Regions from separate parts of the Homo sapiens genome. Here all the other regions are linked to region 3. The links are chromatin loops, found by intact Hi-C in ENCODE. Cell type or tissue: IMR-90. All regions are shown on one strand.

The links. Peaks named below come from ENCODE experiments on the same cell type or tissue, not always from the same donor. Only the 100,000 strongest peaks of a DNase experiment are listed, where the experiment ranks them.
Region 1: a loop joins it to region 3, with 5 times the contacts of the local background. A loop is called at or near these places in 12 of 110 quality-filtered maps.
Region 2: it touches region 3 in a loop (5-fold over the local background); 12 of 110 quality-filtered maps call a loop at or near these places.
Region 4: it touches region 3 in a loop (3-fold over the local background); 71 of 110 quality-filtered maps call a loop at or near these places.
Region 5: a loop joins it to region 3, with 9 times the contacts of the local background. A loop is called at or near these places in 94 of 110 quality-filtered maps.

Annotation. Positions count from the first base shown.
Region 1 is chr4:158,993,877-158,998,876 of GRCh38, forward strand. The region is part of intron 1 of SPMIP2 (sperm microtubule inner protein 2); the gene reads right to left. Among named protein-coding and RNA genes, the nearest start is that of SPMIP2, 39 kb to the right of the region's middle. RefSeq lists an enhancer at 2,383-3,582. In IMR-90, no CTCF peak of the experiment used is centred here; a DNase peak (open chromatin) is centred at 3,025.
Region 2 is chr4:158,871,543-158,876,542 of GRCh38, forward strand. The region is part of intron 14 of FNIP2 (folliculin interacting protein 2); the gene reads left to right. Among named protein-coding and RNA genes, the nearest start is that of FNIP2, 110 kb to the left of the region's middle. In IMR-90, no CTCF peak of the experiment used is centred here; a DNase peak (open chromatin) is centred at 2,529; H3K27ac peaks cover 175 bases.
Region 3 is chr4:159,173,382-159,178,381 of GRCh38, forward strand. All of the region lies in intron 1 of RAPGEF2 (Rap guanine nucleotide exchange factor 2), which reads left to right. Among named protein-coding and RNA genes, the nearest start is that of MIR3688-1, 47 kb to the left of the region's middle. RefSeq lists an enhancer at 2,005-2,737. In IMR-90, a CTCF peak has its summit at 2,336 (motif pointing left); DNase peaks (open chromatin) are centred at 2,020 and 2,280; H3K4me3 peaks cover 502 bases; H3K27ac peaks cover 533 bases.
Region 4 is chr4:158,727,183-158,732,182 of GRCh38, forward strand. No RefSeq gene overlaps it. Among named protein-coding and RNA genes, the nearest start is that of PPID, 6.3 kb to the left of the region's middle. In IMR-90, a CTCF peak has its summit at 2,967 (motif pointing right); a DNase peak (open chromatin) is centred at 2,979; H3K27me3 peaks cover 822 bases.
Region 5 is chr4:158,854,672-158,859,671 of GRCh38, forward strand. FNIP2 (folliculin interacting protein 2) reads left to right here. Exons shown (of 17, transcript NM_020840.3): 9 at 4,386-4,587; 10 at 4,907-4,995. Among named protein-coding and RNA genes, the nearest start is that of FNIP2, 88 kb to the left of the region's middle. In IMR-90, a CTCF peak has its summit at 2,389 (motif pointing right); DNase peaks (open chromatin) are centred at 2,380 and 4,350.

The sequences.
Region 1 (5,000 bases), 180 kb before region 3:
AATTTTCTCCAGCACTTGGGAATTTGTGTCCATTCAGATTTCTCAGGATTGAAGAATAATGTCTTCCTAATCTGACCATAATACCTTCCTTAACCTTTTCTCATTGTTAAACCGAACACTATGAGGCTTATTGTAAATGCTTCCTTCTATGGAGAACCTATCTAATCCCTTCAAGTCAAAATTAAACACTCAGCACGATGTAGATGGTAGCTTCATTGAATTTCACTTCTTCTTTTCTATATCAAATTTACTGGATCTTCCTCATTTGTAAGCTCTTGGAGAAGAGTTGTATCTTATTTATCTCTGTTAATTCTTAATGGCCAGCACTGTGCTTTGAATGTGGGAGATCCACAGAAGAAATGGATGTTGAATAAGTAAGTGAATTGTTGATTGAATACATGAATTAAAGAGTTCCATTAAAAGACTGAAGATATATAAAGTCATATTGGGTGAGAGGCAAGCACTTCTTTAAATTTCCAACTAGCAACTTAATTTCCAGAACTGCCTTAAAACCCTCCTATTCTGGAATTTATGTTAAGATACTTAAGTGTAAGGTCAGAGGAAGAATTGCTTTTCACTACATTTATTTTTAATACTTAGAGGTAGAAGGATGAGAGCTCACAGTTACATTATTTCATTTTATAATATTGCCTCATGAGGTCAATCCTCTATTTCAGTGACCAGATGGAAACCCACCAAATAAATAAATCAAAAGGAATCAAGTAGACCTTGGAAATGAGTGTTTCAATAGGTATATTTGATAATCTGTTGACACTAGAGTCATAATTTGCCCCTTGAAGATGTGCAGTGCAGAACAGCTGGGCTTGTCAGGGGAATCAAGCCAAGGTAAAGGTCAGAGAGCGATGGTGGGATTCGAACCTATGAAATGAACTCTAATGGGCACGTCTGACATGTGCACATAGGGGGAAGAAAAAAGGAGATACTGCTAGAGATTAATTACTACAACTGCTAATGTGAATAAGGCTCTCCAATTCTGACATTTACCACAGAATGAACTCATGGCCCGGAAAATTTTTAAATGCTGCATTTCAATTCAGTTGGTACAATTATGCAATGGGCCTAACCACTGAAAGAACTGAAAGGCTAGGTTTGTCAAATTTCTGAATGAGCCAAATAAACAGCAGGCTAAAGCATCCTTGCTACATACCTTAGTTCTATTCTTAAATGATAAACTTTCTCATTTTTTTCATTTTTCTTTTTAATAAAGACAAAGTCTTGCTGTGTTGCCCAGACTGATCTTGAATTCCTGGCCCCAAGTGATCCTCCTACTCTGGACACCCAAAGTGCTGGGATTACAGGCATGAGTCCCGTGCCTGGACTTTGTTATTATTCTTTTTGTTTTTTTGTAGTCAAACTTTCCTGTGGACAACCTGAAAGCAGGGGCAGTGGTTACTAATTAAACTGCTTCCAATAATAAACTCGTGGGATTATTGTGTCAACTAGGTAACTGATATAATTATGCCTCAAATTATAAATTGGAATTCAGTCACAAAGAATTAGAGAATTCACCTGACACTTATGCACAGCTTAACTGATGGCTTAAATAATATATTTGGCACCTTACCACATGCCCAATACTGGCTCAGTGTGAACAAAGGTCATTATGACATGGCCTCTGTTTTTCTGGCCTCCCATACAATCTAAAGACCATGCTCACCTCCTTTAGAAAATATTTTCTGAGCTGGACATGGTGGCTCAGGCCTGTAATTCCAGCACTTTGGGAGGCCGAGGCAGGTGGATCACAAGGTCAACAGATCAAGACCATCCTGGCCAACATAGTGAAACCCTGTCTCTACTAAAAATACAAAAATTAGCTGGGCGTGGTGGCGTGTGCCTGTAGTCCCAGCTACTCAGGAGGCTGAGGCAGGAGAATCGCTTGAACCCGGGAGACGGAGGTTGCAGTGAGCTGAGATTGCACCACCGCACTCCAGCCTGGCAACAGAGTGAGACTCCATCTCAAAAAAAAAAAAAAAAAAAAAAAGAGAAAACATTTTCTGTTCTTCATGGCAGACATTATTATTCACTGAAACTTTAAAGTACAATTTGATCTGTTTCATTTGTGTGCTGAGGTTTCCTAGCCGTTTCGTGACTATGTGTCTTGTCTCTTTGCTTGACAGTTAACCCGTTTTTCGTCCCTATTAGAGACTCGCACGACGTCTCGTTTGCTTTGGAACCTCTTTAGCATTCTGGACAGTGCAATGCACCAAGCAAATGCATAGTAATATTTGCTGAAAGAAGACTGCTTGCTCATTAAATTTGCTGATGTAATCAAAAATATAAAATTCTGTAGTTTTCCTGTCAAGTAGAGAAAGAAGGCAGAATCAAAAATTTTGTAAACATCCTTGGACTTTTAGTTGAAAAGTAAAACTGACCCATCTTGACAAAATTTTGCAACCAGGTGAATCCACATATTCATCTCTCCTGAAAGGAAAATCTAAGTAGATAACAAATAAATTACATTTTCTTTATTTTGGCTTGCAATTTTCCTAGCATAAATGTGCATGGTATAGTCAGTTTTATTATAAGAAATGCTCACCATTCACATAGATAGTCTCTAGATATTTCATGAAAAAAATTAGTAAGATTTGTGTATATAGAACTAATAAAAATCCATTTGAGTGCTGCAAGTAATAGGAAATCCATTGCAAAATTGATTAAACAATTAAGGAAAATTATGTCCCATAATAAGATCTTCTGAGGCAGGAGGAATCCAGGGTTGCTTTCTTCAGTAGCTCAATGATGTCTTCGGAATCACAGGCTTTTCCATCTGTGTGCACTGCATCCTCTCCTTACCCCTGGCCAGTTCCCCTTGAGGTCCCAAGGAGGCTGTCACGGTTTCAGTTATCATAGGCAGATACAATGATGTTCAAGAGGGTGTGTGTATGTTTAATCAGCAGGGAAGCCCTTCCTAGAAAACCTCAGATAAATTCCTCTCTCATTTTATTCACCAGGATTGAGTCATTCGTCTCTTCCTAAAACCAAGAGCTGGCAAGGGAACTGGAATTTCGATGACTGGCTTGGATGATTCAGAATTTAATCCTGAGTCATGTGAGGTCAGGGTAGACACCCAAATAAAATGGAAGCTCTCTGGAAAGGGAGAAGAGTGTGCTGGCCTCTGGGTAGTCAGCTACAAAGCAAAAAGGAAAACATTCCTCAGAGAAAACACACACACACAAACACACAGCTACAATGCAACTTTTTACTGCTGCTGTGCAATTTACTTTTAAGACCACATGAAATTATTTGAAGTTACTTCTTTTCTCCTCTTTGGTCTCTGTTGCTAGCTAAATCATAATTAGTTTGGTGTTCGTACTATCATACTTGTGAATATGGCTTTTTTTTTTTTTTTTGAGATGAAGCTTCGCTCTTGTTGCCCAGGCTGGAGTACAATGGCACAATCTTAGCTCACTGCAACCTCTGCCTCCTGGGTTCCAGCGATTCTCCTGCCTCAGCCTCTGAAGTAGCTGGGATTACAGGCATGCGCCACCACACCCAGCTAATTTTGTAATTTTAATAGAGACAGGGTTTCACTGTGTTGGTCAGGCTGGTCTCAAACTCCTGACCTCAGGTGATCTGCCCACCTCAAAAGTGGTGGGATTACAGGTGTAAGCCACCGGACCCAGCCAAGGATATGGGTTTATACTAAAGCAATGCAAAGAAATGAAGGCAAGCCAGGGGCTCATTCAGAAACTATCCTCACAAAAGGCAAGGGAGAGGGCAATTATTGGTATTCCTCCATATTCAAGCTCTTTAGTTGTTGTTGTTATTGTTTAGAGACAGGGTCTCACTCTGTTGCCCTGGCTGGAGTGCAGTGGCACAATCCTGACTCACTGCAGCCTTGAACTCCTGGGCCCAAATAATTCCCCCACCTCAGCCTCCTAAGTAGCTGTGATTACACGCATGGGCCTCCACACTCGGCTAATTTTTAAAATTTTTTTGGTAGATATGAGGGTCTTACTATGTTGCCCAGGCTGGTGTCAAACCCCTGGCCTCAAGTGATCCTCCCACATCGGCCTCCCAAAGTGCTGGGATTACTGACATGAGCCACTGTGCCTGGCCTCCATAATCAAACTCTTTGATCTAGAGCAGAGGTCAGCACATTTTTTTTTAAAGGTCAGATAGTAAATGTTTTAGGCTTGCAGGTCATACATACAATCTCTATCACAACTCCTCAACCCTGTCACTGCAGTGGACAATACGTAAACCAGTAAGTGTGGCTGTGTTCTAATAAAACAGAATTTATGGGCACTGAAATTAGAATTTTATATAGTTTTTATGGGTTGGTAAATATTTTTCTTTTAACTTTTTTCAACCACTTACAAAGTGAAAGCCCACTTTTAGCTGTATAAAAAAAGGTGGCAAGCCAGATTTGGCACATGAGCCATGGTTTACTAAATCCTGTTCTACAGCAGTTTTCATATTTGTCTTTTATCTTACATCTCCTTCTTGCATATTTTAGATATGAATGAAGCTTCTCTATTTATTAGACTTAATTAATTGATTACATAACTGCAAAAATAAGTATTTCATTTAAGTGGACTATTTTGTAGATTCATAAAAGAACGTACTTTTTATTTGTACAATAACAGGTCCCAGTGGAGAGTCTTGCTTGACTCTACATTGCCAGTGTCAATTTGGCCCCATATCATTTCTGCCTTTGTGTTAATTGGTTTTCTTATTATTAGAGTTGTATAAATGACCAGTGAGAAGATGTGAATATAAAACAGATTTGCCAGCACAATAAAAAATAGAAAAGTGGGGAAGACACTAAATTATACAGATAGATTGGAAATAACATTAGGTAAGAATCGCGCCGGTTTTACCCACACTGGAAAGAGCTGAGAGGTATGCATAGCTCTTTTATTGCTCTGAGTAATGATGGTAATTATGATGTAATCCACAGAGCACAACCGACACTGGACTGGGTGGAAATAGTGCTCTCAATCCTCCACTCTATAACAATATGGCTTGTAAAACGT
Region 2 (5,000 bases), 300 kb before region 3:
TGAAGCAGATGTCAACATAACCTCCCTCAATGGGGAGGGCTAAGAGATGAGGATAGGGCCATCAGAAGCTGGGGAAAGCCAGCCCAGTGTACACGTGTGTGGCCAAACGTTCCTAACCCCACCCCTGCTTTGTGGTCACATGCCACCCCTCACCAGGATACTCCTGGGATGAAACTATGAAGTTGCTTTTGTCCCTATAATATCATAATTATTTAATATCATAATTTCTCTTTATAGTTATGAACACCATATAGTCATTTATCATTTCATGAGTCCATGCATCAATGACCCCTGTAAGAAAAATGCCCTCATTGTATAATGCTAAGTTGTCCAAAACGATGTCTGATGCTTTGGCAATTTCACAGGCTGTATTTATGTGTGTTTAGTAACTGCCTATAACATTAAGGCACCTTTTCTGTCCGCTCCTATTGTTTATATTCACACATGCCAAACTGTGAGTTGTTTTTTTTTTTCTGCTCTGCTATCATTTTGATTTCTAACAATATTGGTGTTGGTTATTGGACCTTCCTTCCATGAAGCCCAGTGAGCTGCTTCTGACAGAGGTACCAAGAGACTACAGGGGAACTAATGGGATTGTCCTCAGTGACATCAGTTTTACCAGCTGGGGACTTTGTTTGAATGCCCTGGATTTACTCACTGACCACTCTGGAAATGCAATCTATTGATTGATAACCCTCCTTGAACTTATCTGTAAAACCATTCATGAAATATTTTATGTTTCCATAGGCTGGCAAGTTCTCATTTTTGTGTGTTAGATTTTCATGGTGACCCTCTGGCTCTATAATTCTTTTATTTGAAAAAACACAACCATGTTTACTCTGTCATTACTCTTCAAGCTTTTTCGTATTTCATTTTCCCTTCCTTTTAGAAGGAGTGTTTTCACACTGTAGCTTTTCTCATTTCTTTATGCAATCACCCTGAGAGATCGAAAGTTATTAAGCATAATAACCTATATTGTGTCAAATTGTGGGTACATCCAAAGTGCAGCCATGCGTGGGTGTTAATAGGAAATTCCAAAGGGTTCATAAAAATATCTTCAGAAGTTTAATACATTCAGAATATATCCAATTAGCATTAGTGGATTTCTAATTTCACTTGACACATTCATCATAATGAATTTTGCTTTTGAAGTAGTGTTCTGTTTAAACTGGCGCTCTGGTCTATGGTAGTGTTTTTTTTTTTTTTTTTAAAAAACAGGCTTACTTTCAACATCCATTTACAAACATTTGTTGAAAAATATTTTAGGAGTATTTGTTTAAACATTATTCCGAATTTACTGCTCCATAAAGCCTAGTGAATATTTAAATTCTTGAATATGTTGCCAGAAAAAGAAGCAGAGATCCAAAAACAAGTATATGACCAGAGTTAGAGCTGAAATAATAGCTTGTTGAAGAAGAGAAAATTGTAATAAATTGCTTTATCAAACTTGCTTTCAAAACCTGTTTTTTAAGTTGGGCACAGTGGCTCACGCCTGTAATCCCAGCACTTTGAGAGGCCAAGGTGGGTAGATCACGTGAGCTCAGGAGTTCAAGACCAGCTTGGGCAACATAGCAAGACTTCATCTCAAAAATAAAATAGCGTTAAAAAAAAAAAAAGAAAAAACAAACCTATTTTTTGAACATTAATTTCAGTGCTCATGCTAGATTTCAGCAGGCTTTGGTACTCATAATTCTTTTTAGAGAAGGATTTTTAACTGTTTAAAAGCAATTGATTCCAGTTATTGATCTCTTTTCTAGACCTGTGCACAATTTGGATTTAATAATCTGTCTTATGTAAATTAAATGTGGTGGTTTTTTTTGTTTTGTTTTGTTTTTGTTTTTGTTTTTGTTTTTTTTGAGGTGGGATCTTCCTGTATTGCCCAGGCTGGACTTGAACTGGGCTCATGTGATCCTGCCTCATTCTCCCAAGTAGACAGGATTATAGGCACAGGCCACTGTACCTGGCTCTAAATGTACACTTTTATAACTGCTAGTTTGGAGTTTTTCTCTCATTGAGAGATTGCTTTGTAATGCTTCCAATGTTAAGAATTTTTTTGTACTTTTCTTATCCTAGTCTCTTATGAAAGAAAGATATAGTAACTACTTCATCAATTTTCATTTTTATTACTGACTTTCACATATCAAGATTCAGAAGTTCTTTAAATATTTAAACACGTATTCTTGTTTAGTCCATATACTACCTCTTTTCTGTCATTTGAACTCTCTCTGCCTCCTAATATATAGGTTATACAGCTGCCTTAAATTAGTGTAAAGTAATACGGTTTCAGTTTTTTTCTTGCCACATCTTGTGCATTCTTTCCTCTGTTTTCCTTTTGACTTTAAATGGAAAGAGAGCAGGCGTATGCGCCAGCAGCATTCTATGCCTGTGACTCCTGAGTAGCCTTTTCCCTCTCCTTTTTCCTCTTGTGTCTGGCCTGTGAATACAGCTGACTGTATACAGGGTTACTGTTGGGGTTATTGTGGGGCAGTGTAAGGTGATGAAGATCTCACTGACTTAGTGTTGATGGCTTGAGTTTGAGTCCTGGTATTACCACTCGTTTGTTGATAATCTTAGGTAAATAAACTGGCATTGCTAAGCCCCAGAAAAATGTATTTAGTGGAACAGATGAAATATGATTCAGTGGTTAGGAAGTTAACTTCTGAAGACAGACAAACCTAAGTTTGAATCATGGTTCACCCCTTAGTGGCTTTGTGGCCTTGGGCAAGTTTCTTTAATTTTCTTATCTATACTGTGAACAGTACTTACATCATAGGTTTGGTCTGAAGATTCTGTGAGATAATGCATATCAAGTGGTTAGCACTTTGCCAGGCACATTGTTAAGTGCCCAATAAATGTGGGCCAAATGTGATAGCTCACCCCTGTAATGCCAGAGCTTTGGGAGGATCCTTTGAGATCACCCTGGGCAATATAGCAAAATCCCATCTCTAGCAAAAAAAAAAAAATAGCTAGGCATGGTGGCACATGCCTGTAGTCCCAGCTACTCAGGAGACTGAGGCAGAAGGCTTGCTTAAGCCAAATGTTCAATGCTTCAGTGAGCTGTGATCATTGCCACTGCACTCCAGCCTGGGTAACAGAGCAAGACCTCATCTCAGTAAATAATAATAATAATATATGTAAAAGTGCTTTGTAAATGATACAGCAATATATCATGTTTTTAATATGGGAGAGCAGAATGACAACCATTATTTTCGTAAAAATGAAAATTACTGTCAGAGATAAGAAAGCTATATATGGGCCAGGCACGGTGGCTCATGCCTGTGATCCCAGCACTTTGGGAGGCCGAGGTGGGCTGATTGCCTGAGCTCAGGAGTTTGCGACCAGCCTGGGGAACACAGTGAAACCCCGTCTCTACTAAAATACAAAAAAAAAAAAAAGTTGCCAGGTGTGGCAGCGGGTGCCTGTAGTCCCAGCTACTTGGGAGGCTGAGGCAGGAGAATTGCTTGAACTCGGGAGGCAGAGAGGTTGCAGTGCGCTGAGATCATGCCACTGCACTCCAGCCTGAGCAATAGAGCGAGACTGTCTCAAAAAAAAAAAAAAAGAAAAGAAAGAGAAAAGAAAGCTATATGCGTATGTACTTAAAGTTCTCCTAACTAGTCAATGGCCTTGTCAATCCCAGGGGACTACTGTTGGGAATGATTGAACAGAACCTGTACACACATTCATTGAGTGCTAAAAGCATTCACTTTTGCTTTGCCCAGGAGCAGACTGGACAGCTCTAACTCTGCAGGGCAGGGTCATCAAGACCAAAATTAACACTACGTTTTGATGTTTTTTAAAAAACAACTATGCTCCAGGGCTTCAAGCATTTTACAGAATAATTTATAAGATGAAGTAACCATTGGATACAGCAGCCTCTTCCATTTAATTTTAAGCGTAGCAACAGATTGACTCCAGAAATATCATGCAGGAATCAGTAGCACAGATAAAGAGCTTTGCTAAAAGCCTGGCTGTGATATATATATATATATATATATATATGCTCATGAATACCTAATTAGTCCATGCAGTGCAATCAACCTGTAGGACTATAAAAGAACAGCAAGTCCCTTCAAATGGTAAATCATTACTTAAGTAACACAGATAACATTAAATACCTCAGGTCAGCAACAACCTTAAAATCAATAGGATACAAAGAAAACATCTATGTAGGACAAATCCACTATTTTGGAACATCTCTCGTTGTTTTCTTTTCCCCATGTTTGGATAATAAACATGGCAGTGCCTCAGGCCTCTAGCACTGTCTTCTATAGCCACAGCCCTCAATACAACACTACCTATGTCCACTGGCCTATGGAGCACTTTTAAAACTACATATTTTGACCTATAAATGGGTTTTGATTACCAGTTTTTTTAATGATATAGAACTAAAATCATCACACATTAGGCTTCTTATTGATTAGTGAAACCTTTGTATTATGTGTGTGTGTATTTATACACATGTGCACACATGTCACACTTGTATGCATATGGCATGTCATGCCAGGTTATGTCATATAAGCATGTATGCCAGGTCATGATGTTAAAATGTATTTCTTATCATGGATTGTGGTTAAAAAAAATACTGATCTCTGGGTATCCCCAACTCCAATCTGAAATCATTGTGATTCTCTCGCCTTCTCAATGTGACTAGTCTTTTTAAAGTTCCTTTTGATCTTCCCAAATGGCATCCCTGTGTCCACTTTACCCACTTCCACCGCCTTGTGCAGTGCTGCAAGAGGACTTTCTAAAGCATGAGACAATCATTTACTCTTTTGCTTGAATAGCTTCCTATTTTCTAAGAGACTAAACTGTAAACTCCATAGCTGGAATTGCCCCTTTTATGTCCTTCAAATATACACACATACCCCTGTATCTCCTCTTATGCCCCAGTAACACTGTTTGCCATTCTTTAAATAGTCCACCTTTCCTCACACCTCTCTGCCTATCAGATTATGCTTTCTTTGCCTAGGACACTATTGAACAAACTTTTTTACATTTTT
Region 3 (5,000 bases):
ATGAGTGCTGTTGATAGTGCCTCTGGAATTAGGTTGGTATTAGAAACTTGAGGTTTCCTGAGGGTGATTTGTGCAGACTCTATGGCCCTTTGTTGCGGAGATAGGAGTTCAGTGGAATGATGTATAGCAGCCCCTGTCTGTCCACCCCCAGCTCAACAAGGTTTCTAGGAGGTTTAACTGGAGCCAGACTGTATTTGGGAAATGAATTGAACACCAAGCTGAAGGTTTTAACTCTACTGATAGAGGAGAATTTGTGGGGAAGGTGTTTGGTTGATGTTATTTTTTAATTGAAATTGAAGATAGTTCAGGAATCATTTTATTAGAGAGAGAGTGTATGTCTGTGCCTCTGTTCTCTGTGTGTATACGCAGCTGATTTCTGTTTTTGGTTGTTTTACTTAAATGTTAAATGTAATCATTCACAGCCTGCTAACTTTTGATGGAAAAAACCAGTGCAAATATAGTATGTTAATCTACACATGTAAATTAAAATTTGACTACAAATATTGCAGTCTGAGAGTCTATTAAAATAAGATACTTTTAAAATGAAGATATCTTTTGTTAAATGTATTTTTGCTGCCTAAGAGATGGCAATTCTGGGAAGCTGTAGGCTTGGTGGTGTAATACATTGTTCTGAAGGGGAAATATTTATACTGACTCTTGAAAACAGGAATTGCGAACTGATTTTGGACACTTTCTCTTTTCTTATTTGTTAACAAAATGAGTTTTTGGTGAAAACTAAATTGTTGCTTCTTCTAATGAAAAATCGTAACTTAACAAGTGAAACTTGCTTACGGGATCATTTTTCCCAGGGACGTGACAATTAACATGGTGCATAGTATGCATTTTAGGTTGCTAAACATAACACCCAGTTGGTAATCATAAAAACTGCCTGTGACTTCTGTTGTGACTATATCATTTAACCCTTGTGTTTTCTTCAATGAGAGATAAACTCTTTGAGAATGCAGATTATAGATGATACTTCATCTGTCCCTTAAAATTTATGAAGTACTTGGTACCTTCTTCAGCTCTTGTCCCTTGACACTTGACTGCTCTGGGGCTCCCTGACACCAACTTGAATTAGAAGACGAATGGGATAAAAGAGTGTTTTGTTGTAATTTACAAGTCTGTTTTGTAATTTTTATGGCTAATTAATGAGGTAATTACTAATCACCTTTGTCTCAAGTTTAGGAATTGTTCAAAAACTCAGTCTAAAAAAGCATGCCTTTTTCAGTGGAAAACACTTGAGGAAGTTTTTTGATTGATTTGTTTATTTTTTTCCTCTGGAAAAGAAACCTGAAGAAGTTTTAGACAAACAGGGAATGACTTGAGTCTTTATAATTTACTTCTAGCATTCTTCATACATGTCTTTTCTTTCTTTCTTTTTTTTTTTTTTGAGATAGGGTCTTGCTCTGTTGCCCAGAATGGAGTGCATTGGCACAGTGACAGCACACTGTAGCCTTAACTTCCCGGGCTCAAGTGATTCTCCTACCTCAGCTTCTCCAGTAACTGGGACCACAGGTGCTCGTCACCACACCTGGCTAATTTTGTTTTCTTTTTTCTCTATAGAGATGGGTCTCACTGTGTTTCCCATGTTGGTTTCAAACTTGGACTCAAGCCATTTGTGGGGATTACATATATGGCTGCACTCAGCCATACATATGTCTTAATAAAGTTTAAGCCATACATGTGTCTTATAATGTTTAGGAATCCGAGGCTGAAGAAATATACGAGGGCCTTATCAGCAATGACCAGTAATGTCATTATCAGGTTTTCCTGGGCTTTGATGTGAATTTGAATGAAATCACAATCCTAGGAGATTGTTTTTCTTTTGGGTGTAAATTAGTAAGTTCAGAAACAGTATTTTGCCTTCATATGATTTAGGGTTAAAGTAATTATTGTAACTCTAAAATAATAATTTTTTTTTTGAAAACCATACACTCTGCTATGGATTTTTTTTCTTACATTGTTCAAAAGTATGTGATGATGTAACTCTGGGGTATGAGTCACTCGGATGCACAAAGCACCTCAGCAGGCTGGTGATATGACATTTTTGTTTTATTTGCTCTGGTGCTTTACAAAGATCTGGGGAGGCTGTTTTAAAATAAACATTTCCCTGCTAAGGATGATAGAAGTTAAACAGTTTTAATAGGAGTGCTGATGGACTTGTTCCCGACTTCCTGCCCCTTTTCGTCAGGGACATAAAGAGAAAGGAATCATCATATTCTTTAAGATGATCTTCAGGAATGCTTTAAACCCCCATCTCTGTGTTGACTCACTTGCGAGACCGGCGACTGCTTTTGGGTTCTAGGAAGGACGGTTGGTCCAGTCTGCCACCTTGTGGTTATTTACAGAATTATTTCAGCCTGTATAGGTGTGAGTTTTCTGAAGCCGTAACACACAGATTGAAAACACATTTCCTGCATTTCTTTCTCTCCCTGTTCTCAGGGAGTGCTTAAGATCATGCATACCACCACCCCTGCAGGAATGTTGCCCTTTTCTTTCTTTGCACCCAGCACATCCACCGTTCGTTGCTAGATGCAGAGCTGAGAAAGAGATGTAAGAGAAGACGAGTGTCTTTGTTCAAGGTGCTTCTCTGATCGAGGACATAAAATACAAACCTATTAAAGTGCCCACATAGAGCACATGTGAAGGCCCTAATGTGAATGGTCAAGGTGGTAAGAACTTTAGAGGCTCAGAAAGGAAGTGTTCACTGCCAGTGTTAAATGGGGTCTTGGAGCAGAGGAGGATGGAAGAGTGTTTGGAGGGACTTTGTGTTAGGCTGTACCCAAAGACTGCTGGTCATCATGTGGAAAGGGTACAAGAGGTTGTTGGTGTTTGGGTTTCATTCCAGTGTGGGGAGCCTTGGAACGAGGTGGTTTGAACATGGTGTGCTTGACACAGTGTTAGCAGATACGTGCTCTGGAGGTAACAGGCACCCTCCGCCCCCACCTCAAAGACAGCATTAGCCTTGTTTGGGAAATTCGTGGGTAAAGTTATTAGTCCCTCTCCTGCATGAACTTTAATGTAGTTTGTGAACCTGGCAGAAATATATGCTATACAATGTTGTATAGGACAAGGTACTGTGGGGCATATTTTGGGAAATACTGCAAAAAAATGTTAAAAAGGTTTAACCTGACAATATGCTACTGATGTGTTATATTGAATTACTTCAATATAACAGGTTTTTTTCAAATAATACTTCAGTTGTGTGGATATATTTTGGAAGAAAATATATACAAAATTTTAATTTGTTTTCTAATACCATCCACAGATGAAAAAATATCCAAGAACGGTGCTAAATTAAATTAGGTCTTCAAAGTCAGTTTCAGTAACTCCAATGTGACCTGAAACTTGTGGGAAACCTCTTGTAATTTTAAACAATGTTAAGAGTGAAGTGTAAATATTATAAGGAATGTTTTAAAGGTAGAAAGTCTGTAGGTCCAAATGTTAATGGAATGCATGCAGAATTTTTTTTAACGACTTCATTTTAAGTGTTGTAAAACAGTCTTGAGCTATGGAAGGTAAACTTACATTAGAGAGGAAAATACTTACAGTTTGTTGTCCAGCTCTGCCAGTCTTAAATATGTTCCTAGCCAATCTTTCTTGGAGGAAAAATTAAGTGGCTGTTTTCAAATTGGAAAATTTCCCCATTCTCCTCTTTCTCAATCTTAAGGATATGAGATTTCTTACCAATGTCATTTGGAAAGTATATTTATAACAGATGTGATAAAATATATGTCAGGTACACTTCTCTTTAAACCTAATATAAAAATCTGGATTTATAAAACAGACAATTTAGGGACCCTTATAAGTATTATAAGAATTCATTCAACTTTTTTTTTTTTTTTTGGCATACAGACACATCATAAAAGGATACATTAATTTGTAAAAATTCTGATATATATAGTGTCTCAGGAATATTTTAAATTTTATATTCTTAGGATTACTTGTGCTTTTATTCAGATCTCATTGGCAGTGAACTCAATCACCTTTTTTTCCAGGATCTGATTTTGCCATGAAACTATCAGTACTGAAACTATGTGTAATTTCAGCCACACAGCCTAGTTGCATAGATATTATTCACCGTCTTTTGCAAATATGGTCTCACTAACAAACCCAGGGTCACACAGCTAGGGAGTGGTGGGGATCAGGATTTGAACTCTGCCCATCTGACTCCAAAGCTTGTATTCCTTTTATTACATCTCTCTCCTTCTTAGGATAGCTCTTTTGTATGTTTTAGTGTAGAAGTATTTGAGATCTCCTAAATAAAACACTGCAGCTTAACCATAGCATATCCACTTAACCATACCGTATCAATAAACATAATGAAACTTGCAGAACTTCCCCTTTTCTGCCCCTTCACCATTTGGGTATAGATGTGAATTTGAGCATTGGATAATCTAGCTTTTAACCCCGTTATTAATAATGTTCAAGACGTAACTCTCTAATTCATTGCTAGTGATCTTTTGCCCAAAAGGATAAATTTCATTTTTATCTTTCCAAGTTCCTCTCTCTGATGGATCAACAAGGAAGAATATGTTGGCATCAGGACAGTTCTGGTCCTGTGACCAGTGTCGCTTTAAGCAAGATGCTCCTTTCTCTTCCTCCTTATGTTTAAGTCCATAGACATTTACCACTTAGGCCTCAACCTCCATAGGCCTGCTAATTATGACACAGTCTTGGCCTCAGTTTCCTTGACCATTAAGAAAGACTTTTTAAAGGAATCAATCCACTTCCAAATACAGTTAAATATGTAGGTTCATATATGAAACAAAACCCCTTTTAAAGGAAAAAGATATGTCTTTTTTCTCATGCTGCAGTGGAACATAATCCCCCCACCCCATTATTTTTTGTTGTGTACAAGCAGCAAAGAGTCTATACAGGATAGGAGGGATTGCACCAGCATATGGTATGGGCAGGCAGTCAGGAGAGGAGGTGGAGAAATATTAATCTGCTCTCAGTTCTCCAAAGATCATATTACGACATACTGTACATTGTTA
Region 4 (5,000 bases), 450 kb before region 3:
TAGCCCATTTTATCCCTGAAATAGAAAGGAAAAAGAACACTAAGAGGAGCAAACTCAAAGATACCCCTAATTTACCTTTCCATAGCACTTATAACTTTGTAATATACTGTTTACTTACTTATTTCACATACTCATTAAAAATCAGCTCCTTGGGAATGATAGATAGTAAGAGGAGTTTAAAAAAACAAAATTTAGCTCCACAAGGACAAGAACCTTTGTTTTTTTCATTACTCTATCCCCAGCACTTCTAACAGTGCCTGACACATAGTAGGTGCTCAGTAAATATTTTTGAATGAATGAATTATACAAAATACTAATGGCTTTGAGAATTTTATGAAACAATGTTAACAAGAAATTTTATTTCCATGCCTTTAAGTGTAATTCAAAATGATTCTGTGTATCAGATTTTCATGCTGATCCTTCCAAATTCCAGCACATTAACATAAATATAAAATGTTAATTTCTTATGTTCTCCAATTCCTGGTGTTTATTCACGGTATTTATTCATGGTGGTTCCCTGAAGACCCAGGACGGCTCAGAACAAAACTTCTGTATCCCTTGATAAACTAGAGCATCAAAATCATTCACTAATCCAGTTTCATGTCTTGGCTGCAAACTGGTAACTTTGTCTCACATATATCACAATAAGTTCACATTAACATTTTTATTCTGATCTACTAGCTTAAATTTAACATTTTATTACAAGAATTGACACCCATATGCCATAGCCTCTCAACCATTATTATCATGATGAATATACTTAGGTAGGCATATCTTCTCTGCCATCAGAATTCTGGGGTTCACATTCAGTCTGTAACACATCATATTTTGTGCCTTTGGACGAGTTACTTAGCCTCTTTGTGCCTCACTTTCCTCACCTATAAATCAGAATAATAATATGTATCTCCTAAGGTTATTATGAAGATTAAATGAAAAATATTAAATAAAAGTGTTTTAGTATCTGACACACAGTAAGTACTCAATAAGGGTAAGCAATTACTAACCATAAGTAGCTAATACTTCATTATAATAGTTACATCAACATATTTCAAAATGGATATTAAAACTGCAAAGGAGTTTTGAGGATTCCTTTGCATTCTTACAAGGAAAAAAAAGTGACTCTTTCTGCTCTACTGGTTTCTGGGTGTAAAAGATTAATTCAGATGTTACTCTCACTATGTCTAGGTTTTTCACAGTAAAGCAACAGCTTTATATAAACTGTCATATTCCTAGAACCAAACCAAATAAAAGAATTGTACCTTTCAAAACCACTCAGAACTGGATCTCCAGTGAAAAGATAAACCTTTTCCTAGAAAACACTTGTTCTACTGTCAGTCTGATTACATGGAACAGGACTTCTGAGTTCTGACATCTTGTCTGTGCTTAGCAAGGAAAAGAGCAGAAGAGGCAAAAGCATGCCCCGTTTCTTAGGGTTAACACAGTTTCATCCAGATGGAGTGGGGAGTTTTCCTGATAGCCTTGTTGTTATAATTTCTGCCTGTTGCTCATAAATGTGGTAGAATAATATTAATAGATTGCCTTCCTCCCCAATATTCTCTTTTCTCAATCTCATTGCCCATCACCCCAAACAAGCAGCTAGGCATTCTGTGCTCTTTGCTTTTAAAGAAAGAAGTGACAGCAAAGAAAGCAGAGGGAACAAAGGGAATCTCTTCCTGTCTTTGGTGTTGCAAAAGGCTTGGCTTTACAGAAACAGATAAGACTCTTGGCTATAGCAAAAGATTTGGACAAAACATCTTTTATAAGATCATGGCTTTCCATTCTCAGAAAAAAAATCAAACAAAAAACCCACTTTCTGTGTTGGGAGATGACAAGATTGTGGATGGTGCACAGGGGAAAGTGAGAGAGGAGGCAATGGCAAGGCAGATTTCCACAGTCCCAGAGACAGGGAGTCTTACCATGGTCCCCGTCACATACCTGGGAAGCCACCAAACCTCCATAGATGGGTTTGTGAAATCCAGGAGCAGAGGGACGTGTTCCTTGATTCCTGAACTGTCCCAGGAAGGCAACAGGCCCCAGAAAGAGAACAAGATTCATGGTGTGATTAGGTAGATGGGAACTAGACAGGGTCACAGAGATTTTGTATGCCCTAACTTGAAGTGGAAACAAAACAATATCCCTGTACACCCATGTATGACGTGGAAAAGAAAGGCAGCCTCCACATTTAAAGGGAGCCTGCAGAAGGGAACTCTGAACTCATTAGAGATTTGTAGAACTGATAACTGAGTTAGGATCGTGAATTTCTCACTGGATGCCTGTGTAGGCAGATCACATTGAGAACCAGAGGCTCCAAACCCCCAAATTTGCTGTTATATTAGGCTTTTTTGAATTTAGATCCAACCCCAAGGGAGAGAAAGGAGGAATACCAGAAATAGACACGGATTATGATATTACCAGCCCTTTAAAATAGGCAATTCAGAATTGAATTTCAGCGGAGTTATAGAAAAATAAAGTTGTATTTCATACAGATCTAACTTTATTCCTTTACATGGGCATAGGTTGTAGATCACTGAGGTCCTTACTAGGATCCTGGACAAATTTGAAGTAACATCCAACCTCTTTGTCAAAGATAAGAAATTAGGAAGGATAGCAGAGTTAGAAGAGGAAATTTCAGGATCCTGTCTGTAGAATCAGACTCTGAAACCAAAGATAGAACTCCAAAGAACAGTTTAGCATGTAACTCCTTAAAGAGGAGACGAAATGAATTCTGCCTAGGAAGCACTGGTGTTGATGAGACAGTAACATGTGGGAGAGTTTCCTAACCAAGAATTTCTGCTCTGAACCACATAGAGAAAGTGATGCTTCCACTACAAGAGTCATAATTACAGATCAGAATGAGATAGCAACTCTCAGGTTTTGCCTGCTAAATTTACGAGTATCTAAGGATAACTGTAGGTCTTCTGAGCCAGAACATTGAATAAATGAAAGACGGCAAATGCCACCAGGGGACAGCAGAGTCTCCACCACTGGCAGAAATCATCGCACAGACAGAAGTGGTGCAGTGGACTTAGTGCCTGAGGACTCCCAACGGGACAAGCTTCTTCATCTAGGGGCTGGAAGTGACATGGCAAAAAAGGATATTGATTATTAGTTCACAATAGCACCAGGTAGACAGGGCTTATGTGCAATAAGGAGTAATAGTAAAATCTTTCTGAAGAGCAGTAAGATTATTTTCTTCTCTGCAGAGTAATAGGATTAATGTTTACTGTTTTCAGTTGAAAAAGTGTATTTACCCATATTTGATAGAACAAAACCAGTGATAGACTTGTTCAGTATTTCTTTTCTCTGAAGAAAAAAATGTTACATGAACCTAAAAGAACTTTTAAAACAATGACTTGTGACTATCATAAACAAAAATAGTAATAATTAGCACCTATTGATCATTACTATGTGCCACACTTGTGCCAGGTACTTTACATACTTCATCTTAGTTAGTCCTTAAAATAACTTTGGAATGTAGGTAACTTTATTATCCCATTTTACCTCTGTAATCCTTACAAGGCAAATAAGGGTTAGAGAGGTGAAAAAGTGTTGCCCAATATGATTCTAAAACCACTTCTACCATACACTAGAAAAATATAATCTAACAATCTTGATAGGTTTAAATATTTGTTTTAAAATACCATGATATATAAAGGGCCCCTGAGCTCCTTCTGACATTAATGCTGGAGTTGTTTTATCCCTATATAATTTGGTTTTGAGATATCATAATAAAATGGTTTAGGTTTTTATACCTTTTGTAAGATATTCTAAATTTATAGAATGTGAATAGAGGCAAATAATACATTTTTTCCACAGGAAATAAAAACAATAATAAAACTTCCACCAAATCTCTTTGCATGGAGTGAGAAAGGTTAGAGAATTAGTGCCAATCTTTTGGCATCTCCATGAACTTCCCTAATTCTGTGCAGAGATAGAAGCCAAAAGAAACAAATAGATGTGCAACTAACAGACGCTGGTGTCTCTGAAAAAGGGTTATGCTAAGTAGAAGAGTTTATGTAGAGAGGATCTGTTAGGGCTTATTGATTGACTCGACTTTTGTGACCTGTTGAGGATTTAAGATATTTTCCCAACAGCAACAGTAAACCAATGAAAAGGATTTTCAGCAGGGTTGACATGAAAAGATTTGCATGTTTAAAAGACTATTCTGGACCGAGCACCACGGCCCACACCTGTAATCCCAGCACTTTGGGAGGCTGAGGCAGGGGGATCACCTCACCCAAAGTCAGGAGTTCAAGACCAGCCTGGCCAACATGGCAAAACCCCATCTCTACAAAAAATACAAAAATTAGTTGGGCATGGTGGTGGGTGCCTGTAATCCCAGCTACTTGGGAGGCTGAGACAGGAGAATCACTTGAACCCAGGAGGCAGAGGCTGCAGTGAGCTGAGATCATGCCACTGCACTCCAGCCTGGGTAACAGAACAAGACTCTGTCTTAAAAAAAAAAAAAAAAAAAAAAAAAAAGACTATTCTGGTTCTAGCTTGGAGAACAAAATGGAGGGGAGCCATAATGGATTTAAAGAGGATACTGAGCAGGTTACTATTGGTGAGTGATGACTCCACTTGTACTAAAGTTGTGATAGTAAAGATGGATAAAAATGAATGGATGGGAAAGGTACAGGGGTGATCAACAGTAACAAGTGTTGGACTGGATGTGGGATATGACTGTGCAGAATGGAAAAAGGATGACACTTGGCTTCCTGAGATACACAATTGGATGGATGGTGAGGCTGTTTACTGAGATGAGGAACACTGGAAGAAAAAGATAGCGTTTGAGTGGAATATCATCACTTTGGTCTCAACATGGTACCTCATGTTGAATTTGAGGTACCTTTGAGACATCCAAATAGAGATACTGAGTAGTTAGTTGGACATATAAAGGGAAAGATCTAACACTGAGATATAAATTTAGGTATCATGGTATACAGATGATAATTTAGTGGGGAAAGGTGTAATAGTTGGACAGGGGGAGTAGAGGGTGA
Region 5 (5,000 bases), 320 kb before region 3:
ACTGTATTTTTATGCTTAAGTTCAACACAGAATGGACTGCCATGTAGAAATGTGATTGGACAAAGAAATATGATCTAATGGTAATAGACTTAAGCAGGAAAACCCAGCAGGACCTGTCTTGTCGGAATTCTTTTTGACCTCTCTGTATGGCATTCCTTCCTCCCAGGTAGAGGGTAAGACCCCTCCGAAATGGGAGGGTCTTATGATCTATTTTCAGGCAAGGTAGGTCAGAGAAATTATTTGTGACCAGCACTTACAAAGGTGGGAGAAAGTTAGAATAGTATTTCTATAATAGGTTTTACAGTTAGCTTTGGGGAAAAAAGAGGCTCATGTTTTTTTGATTTACCTTGGGGAACAGGAATCTTAGTTTCTATGCCTTTGGGGAGAAAGAGGAGTAGGAGAAGGAAGGGCAGAATAAGGTCAGAAAAGCAAGGTCTTGCTTTTGAGCCCCTGTCCTTCAGTTCAAAGTACTCAGCATACCAAAGTGTCATACTTTGGGGTATCCTTTTCTGAGCTTCATTGTCTCATTAGACTTCATCCGAACACATGCTTCATTGTCCCATTAAACTTCACTTACAGCACAAAAGTCCAAAGATAAAATTATTTAAAATTCAAAATGGTAATCACAGAACATTAAATGAAGCCTGGGGCCCTTGTGAGAGGGGGGACGCTGTGCGTGTGGGGTCGCATGCCCATGCAGCCAGCCCTTAATAGAGTACTGCTGAACACCGAGAACATGAGTGTGGCAGACGTTTTGAATTGATTACTGTGCCCGTGAAGATCCCTTTTTTTTTGAGACGGGAATCTCACTCTGTCACCAGGCTGGAGTGCAATGGTGCAATCTCAGCTCACTGCAACCTCTGCTTCCCGGGTTCAAGCGGTTCCCCTGCCTCAGCCTCCTGAGTACCTGGGATTACAGGCGTGTGCCACCATGCCCAGCTAATTTTTGTATTTTTAGTAGAGACGGAGTTTCACCATGTTGGCCAGGATGGTCTCGATCTCTTGACCTCGTGATCCTCCCACCTCGGCCTCCCAAAGTGCTGGGATTACAGGCGTGAGCCACTGCACCCGGCCTAAGATCCCTTCATTTAAAGGATTTGTAGTTGATCTCTCCCTTTTGGCAGATATGTGGTTGGGAAAATTAGTTTTTTATGCTAGAGACAGGAGAATAGTGGGTACCAAACACTATGATTGCTTCTGGCTTTGACAGAAAATTCATGGTAATTAAAAATGTCCTTCCTAAGAGAGTTAAAGGTAGCAGGGATGATAGTCACAGTTTCTGTTTTTTGTTAGAATCGGGCAACACTTTATTCTATAAAATAGAATGAATGTTTTCAGTATTCACAATTCTTAACAGTTGGCTCCACGCTGACCTCAGAGCCCCCTGCTGTGCCAAGTGGTAGGCTTTGATTACTGGATGGGGAATGGGGCTTGGGCATCTAACAGCTAACCTCAAGGATTCCATCACTTACCGAGGCAATTGAAACCCTAAAGAGCAAGGTGTAATGTCCCAGGAAGCCTTTTGATTTGACTTATTAAATTGGACCAACTTTATAAAGTTGCTGATGGGATGTTCTTTGACCTACAAAACATTAATTTCATATAGTCCAATGTAATACATAGGTTCAGTATAAGTTCAAAACTGACATAAATAACAATTAGACTAAGGAGTCCTGATACCAGTGATAGATTATTGAGATGTACTTAAATAGCCATTTTTGCTTTAATTATTTATGATCTTGAAGTACTTACAATGTATATAAATGATTATCGATAAGTGTTAACAAAATTCTATTTGATTTCTTTATTAGGAAAAAAATTGTATGTAGCTGCAGCCTTTCCTTGACTCTCAGGGCTGTCGGTTGATCAGACTGCTTCCAGCTCCTTTCCTCAGTGCTCTGCGTGGCATGATGCATTGACTAGCATGAGCACCAGCAGACAGATTAGGCATGGGGTCAGAATCCCTGGTCATTGCCAGTATCCAAGTCATGAGCCTAGACTAGAAGATAGGAATCCTGGGTTCTAACTCCAGCATTGTTACTAAGAACCTTTCTGTTCCTGAGGAAAGTTGAGGTAGAACTCTGCCTCAGTTTCCACATTTGCAGTACAGCCTGTGTACCTTCTCTGGTGACATGGAGATAAAGTACTGATGAAGTACTGGGACACACACTTAAATTTTTGAAAACATTCTTAAACATCATTTTTTGTAGAATAATTTCTAAATTATAAGTAAGATACTACGTGACCTGATTTATTCCACGTTGCATGGTTGATGCAAGACTACAGAATGAAACTCAGTTGATTTAGAATTCAGTGGAGGGTTATGGTGAAGCAAGTAAGTTCTCCACTCTATTATAGCTATGGAAGTTTTTCAGAAATTTCAGCAGGTGGCACTCTCTCCTACATTAAAACTGATGAGAGCATTGGCTATTGTTTATAGGGTGGAGATGTTGATGAGAAACTGTATTGGGTTCAGTGTTTATTATAATTTGATTATTAAAGGTCAAGCTGGCCTAAAGATGAGTGGACTGATACAGTCATTTTACTTTTGAAAAAGAAGGGAAATGTAAGATGACAGACAAAGTGGAAAGGATTGCAAGCAAGCCTTATTGTAATATAAACTCAGAAGAATTTCCTATACAGAACAGAAATCAACTACTGTAGTGCAAGAAAACAAGGCTTTAGTGCCAGTACCTTGGTAAAGAAGAGAGAACATTGTATGAAATTGTGTGAAGTTCTAAGGAAACCTCAAGAATTTTCTCTGATGATTAGAATCCGGGAATTTCCCAGGGAAAGCAATTGATGGTTTATTGTAATGTGTAGCATTTATAACAGCACCATGTGCCATCAGTAACATCTGGAGTGAAAACCTTTTACTGATTTACCAACCATACCTACATCTCCAGGATCTTGCTTGAAGTTAAGGGAAATAGTAACACATAATGAGGTTAGAATAAGATGTCTATCTCCTTTCCTTTAAAAATAAAATAGCCAGGTGCAGTGGCTCACGGCTGTAATCCCAGCACTTTGGGACACTGAGGTGGAAGGATCACTTGAGCCCAGGAGTTCAAGACCAGCTTGGACAATGTAGGGAGACTCCATCTCTACCAAAAAAAAAAAAAAAAATGTATCCGGGCATGGTGGCATGTGCCTGTAGTCCCAGCTACTTGGGAGGCTTAGGTGGGAGGATCGCTTGAGCCTGGGAAATTGAGGCTGCAGTGAGCCATGATCACACCACTGCACCCCAGCGTGGGTGACAGAGTGAGACCCTGTCCCCCCAAAATTAATTAATTAATTTAATAGCTTTCCTGACCATAACACTTTTGGCATATGTATGTTTAATAATAAAATCTAGGTTTATTTGAAATCATACAAGCTATGAGTAGAGCCCTAAGTAAATAAGTTGAAGACCAGGGGGCAGAAGGCTAATTCTCATATTCTGCCCAGCATGAGTAATTGTTATGTTGTAATTTATAGTAAAGAAAATGGAGGAAGCAGTTCCTTTCTATATTTGGCAGAGATAGGAGACTAGATGATGGAGTTAGAAAGAGAAAATGTATCGCCAGTCTAGGGCTCTCATTTGCAATGTTAGGTCCTTTGTGTTGGTGTTTTTGTAGGAAAAAACTATTTTATTTGTACTCTTGCTGTTAGTAGCTATTTGGTAGCTACACTGGCTTTTCACAGTAGTTAAGTAAGAGACATGGTTAGGCCATTTTTGTGAGGCTTACCCCACAAGACAAATTAAATATATATTTAGAAGTTTTGGGCTTCGTGGCTGTCATCATAGAAGCCGAGTCTCTCAAAAGAATCAGGTTTTTTGAAAATTTTACTGTAGCAGAAGAGAGGTAAGTGTTTCTGCTTGGAGGATTTTCAGAGAGCTTAATCATATGGCTTAATCTGAGCATTTAGAAGAGTTACTTGATCTAGTAGTTTTAATAGCCCTGGGAAAGTAATCCTGGAAGTACCAGTACATGTTCAAATGTTTACTCTTGTTCAATAGAATACCACGTAGTATCATTCCTCTTTTGATGTCTTATCTATTGGTATCTGACTATGTTTTGGATAAACAGATATTTCACATTCCTTCCTAAATATCATCAATTTGACATAAAACGATTCAAAGGAAAAGGACAAGAGTAACAACGGGAAATTTAAATTACTTGTAGCTTTCATTTGAGCTTCTTTCCATGTTAGGATAATACCGTGTGGCAGGCAAGCTGATGTTCTCATCTTCATGCCAGGGAATTATAGAAAAGAATGAACTAAAGGCAGAGATACTCTTAGTTATGACTGAATGTTCTGGGTGTCATCCCCAGTCATTACAGTTGACCTTCAGTGTGACTCACTGATGCATGGCAACTTTTCAAACTTATATTTCCCTCCAGGTCAACTGATGAGACATTCAGCTTGGCTGAAGAAACCTGTAGCTCTAATCCAGCTATGGTTAGGAGGAAGAAAATTGCCATAAGCATCATCTTTTCCCTATGTGAGAAAGAAGAAGCACAAAGGAATTTCCAGGACTTCTTCTTTTCTCATTTTCCCCTGTTTGAATCTCACATGAACAGGCTGAAGAGTGCAATTGAAAAGGTAATAAGGATGTAATCCAAAGTCAAATAGAGAAGTGATTGTGGGGCTTTGAAGATGGCAGAATTTCTTTGCCGATGTATCAGATGTCTTTCCTAAGGAAGTTAAATCACCTGTAGCAGTGATAAATTTTAGGCATGTTGATGTTAGTTACCAGATACTGGGTTACCTTAGGGAAGGAAATGACTGCTTTTTCGTGACTGAAGGCATTATTACCTTGAGTGTTGTTAATTGATTACATAATTTTTTTTATTAATACAGCCCAGTAGATAAGTTATAAAATTTCTTCTCAGTAATTTGACTTGCTTTCTCTTCAATAAAGGCTATGATCTCCTGTAGGAAAATAGCAGAATCAAGTCTCCGAGTCCAGTTTTATGTCAGCCGTTTGATGGAAGCTCTGGGAGAATTCAGGTAAA